2 separate regions of the Homo sapiens genome follow, and region 2 is linked to region 1. Evidence: chromatin loops called from intact Hi-C (ENCODE). Cell type or tissue: IMR-90. All regions are shown on one strand.

What was found. Peaks named below come from ENCODE experiments on the same cell type or tissue, not always from the same donor. Only the 100,000 strongest peaks of a DNase experiment are listed, where the experiment ranks them.
Region 2: a loop joins it to region 1, with 9 times the contacts of the local background. A loop is called at or near these places in 1 of 110 quality-filtered maps.

Annotation. Positions count from the first base shown.
Region 1 is chr6:21,997,201-22,002,200 of GRCh38, reverse strand. All of the region lies in intron 6 of CASC15 (cancer susceptibility 15), which reads right to left. Among named protein-coding and RNA genes, the nearest start is that of NBAT1, 150 kb to the left of the region's middle. In IMR-90, no CTCF peak of the experiment used is centred here; DNase peaks (open chromatin) are centred at 3,050 and 4,440.
Region 2 is chr6:21,895,985-21,900,984 of GRCh38, reverse strand. All of the region lies in intron 4 of CASC15 (cancer susceptibility 15), which reads right to left. Among named protein-coding and RNA genes, the nearest start is that of CASC15, 230 kb to the right of the region's middle. In IMR-90, no CTCF peak of the experiment used is centred here; DNase peaks (open chromatin) are centred at 34 and 2,394.

The sequences.
Region 1 (5,000 bases):
AAAATGTCTGATATACAGCATAGAATACAATAGCTCTTCACTAAATAGCAATTTTTATTAGTATTATTGTTTAGAATAAAACCTTAAGGATATATTATTTTAAATTATATTATTTTTTTCATGCCCATATTAACCAGGCAAACTAAAAATTGTATTTAATGGGCTTTCTTGGGCTCTTCAGTACAAAAAAATCTAGCTTTTTAAATTGTTGGTTTTGTTTTCATAAGGGAACTAAAAACAATACTGGATTTTAAAATGCATTCATATTAGGTAGGAATATATTTCTAAGGTCTTCCCATTACATGGATTTTAACTATTATGAATTTAGAGCAGTAAACACATCCCACTGCTGCTAAGCATTTACCACAACCTCAGCAAAAATGAGATGAGCCACCAAATGTCAGTGTGACTGCAACCTGGACTCAGGCAAAAGTTAACTGCTCTTCAATTCCCCTTCCTGGAAATACTGATGGAGAAACAGAACTGGTGCCAGAAGACTGGAGATGGGGGAAATGAGTTCCCACTTTGAAGAAGACAAGAAAGAAAAACAAAAAGGAAGAGAGAATCCCAATACTGCACACCACCAGTGCGTTTACTGTTGATCCTGGACAAGATTCTTGGCAGAGTGTTAAAAGAATGGTTTGTAACTACTCAGAAAAGAAAGCACCAGTCCTGGCGGACAGTGTGGGTTCAATAGGGACAAGACAAACCTCACTTCCTTCTCTGACAAGGCTGGTAGCCTGGCAGATCAGGGAAACACTGTGGACATAATGTATTTGAACTTGAGTAAGGAATCTGACAAGGGCTCCCAGGACAACTTAAAGGACAAGATGTGAAAATATGGGCAGAATGCTAGGGCAGTTTATTAGACTAATAAACACATGAACCAAAGGCTGTCAACATCCCATCACTGCCACTCTCTGGAAGGTCCCTAGAGGCAGGGTTTTATCCTTGGTCCCTTTGCTTCATCATTTTTTTTTTAAACAAATGACCTGGATGAAGCCAAAGAAAGAGTATTTATCATATTTTCAGGTCGCTTAATAAAAACTAGTATTTGTGTGGTGCTTTATTTTTTCAAACATCTCTATATGCACTATTATTCTTCACCTTCACAACTATTCAACAGGGGAGGCAGAACATTCTATTTTCCATTTTACAGATAAGAAAACTGAAACTTACTGCAGTTAAATTATTCATTTGATGTAACAAAGGCAGAACACAGTAGAGCCAGGATTTAACCTCATGTATCGAGTCTTTTTGACTTCACATTGGGACCAAAACCTGGGACAGGCAATAGCTATAGATGCAGGATTCAAAAAGATCTTGACAAGCAGAAATGAGGAGCAATATCTAATAATTTCAAATAGATTCCCAGTGTGACCATATAGGTAACATTTTGTCCCCAAGGATGTCCTGAAACATTCAGCTCAATATGATGTGTGAGATGGTACATTCACTAACACAACCAACCTGCGCTACATATCTAGAATAAAAAGGATCATAGTCTCCCCCACTCTTGTCACAACACACCTGGGTAAAGAGGTTCACCCATTAGATGTGATCTTTCAGAGCCCTTCCCGCTCTGGGGTAGCATTATTCTAGTACAAGGCATAGGATGGTTTAAATGAAGCTGTTTTGAGAGTAAATGCTCACAGCTTGGTCACGTAACCATCACAGAGCTATACAAGAAAACAGATCACAGAACCTGAAATCCAGAACTCCAAGTTTTAGAGTTTATTCAGTAGTCAGCTGTAAATTTTAAAAAACAACAACGTTCACAGTAGCGATAAAGAAACACAATTTTCTCCCTCCTAGTGTTATATTAGTCCAGATTCCCCTAACACAGGAGAAGCATCTGTGAAAGGTGTCCCGCTGCTTGGAATACATTATGGAAAACCCAAGAATATTTCTGATATAAGGAGGTAGGAATGGTGACATCACCCCAGGCTTTCAACTGGCTAGAGCTTAGACCTCTCCTTCCTCTTTAACTTCTCTCCAGTGAAGCTCTATCAAGCTGTATCTTGCCTGCTTCTCCCACCAGCTCCCTCACCACCTCTCTCCACCCCCAGGAAGACACATGCAAGAAAGAGTTTGGTACAACAACAGGAGGGAGGATCATGGAGGTAACTTCTAGAACTTGTAAAACATCCTAAGAGGCCCATTCCTTGTTCTCATCCTGACCAAGTGCCAATCAAGCTTGGATTTCCAAGATCCAAGGCAAGAGATATTCCATCCAAGACAACCAAATGGAGGGTTATGGCAGCCTACCAAAACAATAAAAAAAATATAAAAAATTCTCCAAATAGCAAAGGAAATCCATATTTAAGCATATGCTCAATTTCCTATGCCAATATCTTCTAAACTTGTAAAATTGTACGTGCCCTTTGGTATCTAAATATCCTACTCTTGGTTCTACTTTTATATCAAGGTTTCTTCTTTCCAACTATATTCACAGCTACTGAAGTTTCTGCCTCACAATATCTTATCTTTAAAACTTTTAAAACCCACTCTACATGTCAGATGCCATCTTTTGCTTTTCTCATTTTAAAGTGTATCCTCATCTTCTATTTCTGACTCTTCCCACTAGTTTTCTTTTTTGCAGCTTCCTGTGATCAACACCAAAGGCAAAACGTTATTAGGTAAACAGGCTGCCCCAGAGGGGAATGGAAGGGAAGAACTACTTAAATCAACACTACCAAACTCTGGTAGTCAAGGGTGTGTGTTATTTTTCCACGAGATGTAGTCTAACAGCTTACACTGGAGCAGTTCAAATACCTCCTGCTAGTGGCATTGCAGCAGCTCATGCCATATGTACCGGAGTCACCAGCCAATGCATCTGATGCCAGGGAGAATCTGCAGTTTAATGAAATTCCCTACCAGTGCTGCAGACATACCCACAGCGTTATTTCGTTTAACATTATATTAATGCATTTCAGGTCCTGAGTTTATGGCCTGTGCTGATTTTTTTGATGGCTGAGTTACACCCACCAAGACAACATAACATCCAGACAGCAACCCCAAGGGCAATGTGAGGAGGATTTTCTGATTATGTCATCAAACAGGAAACCTCACGGAGACTCTGGGATTAATGCATTTTCCACTGGAGCTGAAAGCAGGCAGGATGTAGTCACTGGAAAGGAGAGAGGGAGGGAAAAACGTTGGTAGAGGTGGAGGTGGTGTTTTTCATATAACATTTAAAGAAATCACTCATATTTATTCACATCCTTAAGCCTCCAAGCAAATAAAGATTTTAAAACTTCAGTTGAATGTGGTAATAAGCAAGCTATATAAGCACTGGATATGAAATGTACCCCACAAAGAGCTTCTCTAAACCATGGCACCATTCTTGCTCCAGATGGCATGGAAAATAATTTATAAATGACAAAAGTTCAATGGGTGTACAGCAGCTGTTCAGTTTCAGCTCTTTGGCCACCCACTTCAGGAGAACTGAGAGCTTTCAATCAACTCTTGTCTCTCACAGGGCCTTCAAACAGCATCAGAACATGTGTACAATATGTTCTCAGAAAGTAGCTGGCCAAATATGAAAGATGAGAAAATCAAGTGAAATAGAAAATAGAAATACATTCCATTTTCCTCAAAATCCCAAGCAAGGACTAAGAACAAAGAAAACCCAAACTTTGCATAACCTTCTTTTTTTCTTTTTTTTGCATGTATACTGACAGCTTCCTTTGCCACAGAATGAGAAGTATCTAGAACTTCATCAGTGTTACTTTAATAGCATATAGAGAAGTATCTAGAACTTCATCAGTGTTATTGTAATAGGATAGAGTCAATATTTTCCTTGCCCGCCTTCATTCACTCCTATAAACCCTTATGTTAAGAAAGCACTTCAGCTTAACCATGGGACAACTGCTACTTAGAAACCTAGCATCTCCCATTTTATATTTGTCTTCTGTTCGGAGCTGCCAAGCAAAAAAAAACGAATTTTAAAAGACCACCATACTGCAAAATAAACATTATCCTCCCGTTTTTTCAAGAAGAGTTGCTCAGTTGCTGTTCAAGTCTTGATAAATCATTTGCAAAAAGAGATGAATAGAGATGATTATACTAATCAAATTCTTCGGCTTGTTCAAAACCAAACCTACAAAACTAATGCAACCTAAATAATTTGCCACTCTCAGAAGAGCCAGTTTCAAGGATGGCAACTGCAGTAAGTAAGGTTATCATTTAAGGAGAGAAAACTTTCAGGATAGTCAATGTTGTGAAGCCCATCTGCTATGGAGGCTCTTGGGCATGCACTCTTGATTGAGTACAGAGGCTTTCTACATTTTAGCCCAACCAGGTTTAGATTGGATAGAAATGTGGAAGGATGATAAACAGCTGTCATCCTTTGTAAGCTCCCAAACACAGGAAGGCAAGATTATATCACAGGAGACATGAACCCACCCACTCGCTCCTGCTTCAGCGTTTATAAATAGATCTGTTAAAGGAAGGGGCTCACTGGTGCCTGTGCAGTGACTGTTTGTTCATGCTTATAATATGCGTGGAGTCTGGTTACAAAAAGGGGGACAGAATCAGAACATCTTAATGAAGAAAACACTTCCTATTAAAACTTACAGCAAACAATTTTAAATGAAGAAATGTATAATCATAAAAGATTTTAAAGAACAACCAGAGCTGGCTGAACATAAAATTGTTCTCCAAGTTCACATTCAACTTCATGTAAGCCCTTGGTGGTGAGACTTATCCAGTCATTTTTTATTACCATTGAGCTAACTGTGCAATCTGTAAATGATCTTTCAAACACTGTTCTATTTGTCTATCAATGAAAGAGAAACGTAAGAATTGGGAGAGAAAACTGGTAAATTATTATATGCTTGAAGGGAGCAAGATCAAGAGAAACATTAAAACCAATCATCTTCCTTACTTTTTTTTAAACACGTATATTTTCTGTACTTCTGGCTGTTACCAGGAATAACAAATCAGCAATGCAGAGTAGAGTTCTTTTCAACAAGTAAAGGCATTTGGACATTTACCCA
Region 2 (5,000 bases), 100 kb after region 1:
CTGCATGATCCATTCTTGTGCTGGCCTTAAACCAGCCATGACTCACACACATGCAGAAGAGTAAACATCACTAGTTTAAAAAAGAGAAATAGTTATTTATACACCCTTCCTCACAGAGCGTTAGTCACAATAGCCAAAAGGTGGAAGCTGCCTAAATGTCCATCATTGGATAAATGGAAAAACACAATGTGACATATACATACAATGGAATATTATTCAGCCTTTAAAAAGAAAAGAAGTCTGATGCAGGCTACAACATGGATGAACTTGGAAGACATCATGTTAAGTGAAATAAGCCAGTTACACAAAAACAAATAGGGTGTGATTCCATCACATGGAGTATCCAGAGTACTGAAACTCAGAGACAGAAAGGAGCATGGTGGTTGCCAGGAGCATGGTGGTTGCCAGGAGCTGCGGGGAGCGGGAAATGGTGAGCTGTTGGTTAGTGGATATAGAATTTCAGTTTTGCAAGATGAAAGGTTATGGAGATTGGCTGCACGATGATGTGATATACTTAACACTGCTGAATAGTGTACTTAGAAATAGTAAAGACAGTAAGTTTCACATTGTTTTTTAATCATAATTAAAAATACATAAAAAAGAGAAATACTTTCAAACCCATAAACTGGAATTGCTCTTTACATTACAATTGCATTTTTACTGGACTTCTTTTAAGATATCAATCTAATAAGAATCTACTGCGTATAATGGTGTTGACTCATTTGCTTCTCTCAAATAAGAGCTACTAGTATCATCTATTGTTTTACAGACAAGGAAACTGAGGCACAGAGTAAGTAAATAAGTTTTGCAAAATCACACAATTACAAACTGAGGGAATTTGTCCCATATTTCACCCTCCTTTATCTCATACACGCCCCTTCTCTTTCTAAAGAGTCTTATAAGAGTCGGCTTCACTCCTTAACTTCCTGCAAACAGGCTTTCCCCCATACCACTCCCACTAATCAGTTCTCCTAAAGGTCACCAATTACCTCCGTATCACCACTACTCACTTTTGTAAGCTTATCTTCACTTGGCTTCTCTGTGGCATGTGATACAGTTGACCCACCCTTTCCTTCTGGAAATTATCTCTTCCCTCTGTTTTCTGGACACGATTCTTCCCAGCAATCCTTCTACTTGTCTGACCACTCCTTCCTTATCGTGTTCTTAAGCAACACATTTTCTTCCCCAATTTCCACCCAAACAATGGCTATTCGATGACTGAATGAGCAATTAAGTAATATTTACTTTAAACTTATTTCACACATTGCCGGGGTTCTTTTGAAGTTTGCAGGTTCTAGAGCCTTCGGGATATAGGCTCTCTAGAGCTGTCACTTGAAAGTGAGGGTTCTATTTTATTTACTTTACACCTCTCAATGCCTACCACAATGTAAACCTCACTCTTGTTGCCTAGGCTGGAGCGCAATGGCCTCATCTTGGCCCACTGCAACCTCCGCCTCCCGGGTTCGAGTGATTCTCCTGCCTCAGCCTCCCAAGTAGCTGGGCTTACAGGCATACACCAACATGCCTGGCTAATTTTTGTATTTTTAGTAGAGACGGGGTTTCGCCACGTTGTTTAGGTTGGTCTCGAACTCCTGACCTCAAGGGATCCACCCACCTCCACCTCCCAAAGTGCTGAGATTACAGGTGTGAGCCACTGCAATCGGCCCCAATTTAATCTTAATATAACTTAATCCTCGCATTCAAACCTGCTTTTCCAGGTATATTCTTCCAGTTTTTACTGCCTAAAGCTCCCAAATGATTCAAATGTCAAGTTCACGCCAAGGCCAGTTAAGGGTCTAACATGGGTTCTAGATAATAGCTAAAACAGTAGAAAAATTGTTCCATTTCACTTATTGTGTATTTCTCAGATCCCTGCCAGGTCTCCCTGGCTTGGAACGGCCCCCTGAACTGTCTTATAGGAATGGCCACAGCCTCCTGCCCCTCCCCAGCAGTTGTGTCCCAACTGGCCTTTCTGCCTTCGGAGTGCCTCGTCTGTCCCAATATGAAGCATTAAATGAGATTCAAACATTCCGACAATGTTCCTGCATCTTCTAATTCAATTAGTTGAGCTAAATATGTAAAACCCTAATAACAGAAAATTAGAGGAAGCTCAAAAGGTGTATGCATGTTGGAGTCAGCTAAATTTTGATGAAGAGTAAATTAAGTTAGCTATAGATTAAATTCACAGTATCTCACTCACTAGGAAGTCACACAACACCATTGTTTCATCCTTTGTTATCTTCCCTTGAAGACTTTGCTTTACCCACAGTCCTCTGTAAATGTTCTCCATTGCATCCTTTTTTGAATAGTACATTCTGAAGTCTACTTCTGATCTCTGACCTCACAGATGTTCTCCTATTAGTTCTATGCTCAGCATAACGGAATGTTAATAGGCTGTTATGACTTACTCTACAAAAATCAGTGGTCTCAATCCTGCCGGGTAAATAAGCTACTTTGGCGGGCACGGCTATCCACACAGCATTAGGTACCATTTGATAAGTCATAGCCTTCAAAGAACAAAAATTTATCCTAAGGAATTCAGAACTTTCATAAACGGATTTTTTGTTTGATTTAGATATTGAGACTAATTTTCCACCTCCTTCTACATACCTGAAAAATAGCAAGGTGGCAGATCCTGACTAGCCTATAATATGGACAACATCCAAAATATTGCACAACACTGAAAAGATAAAATTTCAACAGAGAATGATGAGTACTGAGTTATGAATTTTGGGACACAGTTGGCTGGTACAAGAAAGGTTTTTGTTTTGTTTAAGTCTAGGAATAAAAGTACTATATAACAATAATCCCCTGGTAGATCAAGCTAGGACTTTGAAAAGGCACATGGTGGAATTCAACATCAATTTTTCATAAAAATTATCTTTCAACAAATGAAAGGTCATTCTTTGATAATAGAAGTGTGATAGTACATGAGGCTGACCCAAGAAGGTATCAATTTTAAGATGCAGCAGATTTTTAAAAAGATCATCTTGCTTTGAAAGAATGAGAAAAGAAAAGCTTTTCTAAACTTCTAAGAGTTAGAGAAAACATATTTTCTTTTTTCCTGGGGTTATCTTGGATCGTATGTGTATTCACAGTTAAGGTTTTTTTCAGTGTTTTGTTTTGTTTAATACAACACATCTGTAAAATTATTACCAAGCCAGAAGGCTCTACTTTCTTTTTTTTTTTTTTTTGAGACGGAGTTTTGCTCTTGTTGCCCAGGCTAGAGTGCAGTGGCATGATCTCAGCTCACCGCAACCTCCACCTCCGGGGTTCAAGCAATTCTCCTGCCTCAGTCTCCCGAGTACTTAGGATTACAGGCATGCGCCACCACGCCCGGCTAATTTTGTATTTTAGTAGAGATGGGGTTTCTCCATGTTGGTCAGGCTAGTCTTGAACTCCTGACCTCAGATGATCCACCCACCTCGGCCTCCCAAAGTGCTGGGATTACAGGTATGAGCCACTGCACTCGGCCTTTTTTTTTTTTTTTTTTGAGACAGAGTCTCACTCTGTTGCCCAGGCTGGAGTGCAGTGGCGCCATCTCAGCTCACTCCTGCCTCCGCCTCCTGGGTTCAAGCAATTCTCCTGCCTCAGCCTCCTGAGTAGCTGGGATTACAGCCACCTGCCACTACACCTGGCTAATTTTTTATTTTTTATTTATTTTTAAAGACAGAGTTTCACCATGTTGGCCAGGCTGGTCGTGAACTCCTGACCTCAAGTGATCTGCCTGCCTCAGCCTCCCAAAGTGCTGGGATTACAGGCACCCGCCACCACGCCCAGCCTAATTTTCTGTACTTTTAGTAGAGATAAAGTTTCACTATATTGGCCAGGCTGGTCTCAAACTCCTGACCTTCTGATTCACCCACCTCAGCCTCCCAAAGTGCTGAGATTACAGGCATGAGCCACTGTGCCTAGGAAGGCTCTACCTTCAAAGAGACGATTGTCTCTGGAGTTCAAGTATCTGAAAGGGACTGGAGAAAGGAGTGTGGTTTTTTTTTGTTTTGTTTGTTTTGTTTTGTTTTTTGAGACAAGTCTCGCTCTTGTCGCCAGAGTGCAATCGCGCGATCTCAGCTCACTGCAACCTCTGCATCCCGGGTTCAAGTGATTCTCCTGCCTCAGCCTCCCGAGTAGCTGGGATGACAGGCACCTGCCCCCACACCCGGCTAATTTTTGTATTTTTAGTAGAGATGGGGTTTCACCATGTTGGCCAGGCTGGTCTTGCCTTACCTCAGGTGATCCGCCCACCTCGGCCTCCCAAAGTGCTGGAATTACAGGCGTGAGCCACCACACCCAGCCACGAGTGTTTTATCACAGTCTTACTTCAGAATTATCCCCTGCATAGGGATAATAAAAGCACAGACTGACTTTAATAGTCAATTTTATTATTGTTTTTTTTTTTTGAGACTGAGTTTCGCTCTGTCACCCAGGCTGGAGCCCAATCTCAGGCTCACTGCAAACTCTGCCTCCAGGGTTCAAGTGATTCTCCTGCCTCAGCCTCCTCAGTAGCTGGGACTACAGGCATGGACCATCATTCCCGGCTAATTTTTGTATTTTTAGTAGAGACAGGGTTTCACTATGTTGGTCAGGCTGACTTCGTCATCCACCCACCTCGGCTTCCGAAAGTGCTGGGATTACAGGCATGAGCCACCATGCGGGGTCTATTGTTCCTAAATTTCCTACAGACAGTGAACTCTCTCATTGCCTGTAAAGAGAGCTAAGCACTCCCACCGCCCCCAATGCCCTTCGAAGAAGAACAGATTACATGGAACATAATTGTCACCATCGCCTCCATGAAATCTTCCTGACTGCAAACCTTCCCCACATCCAGGTCCCCATAACTCCTCACTTGTTAAACAGTTGTCATTTGCTGTTTATTTTTCTTTCTCCCTGCTCGATTTTGAGGTTCTTCAGGTCACACATCTTTACTCTACTTTCCCAATATTTCCAAATGCCTTGCAGAGTGCCTAAAACACAACAGTCCCTCAACACGGTCATTAATT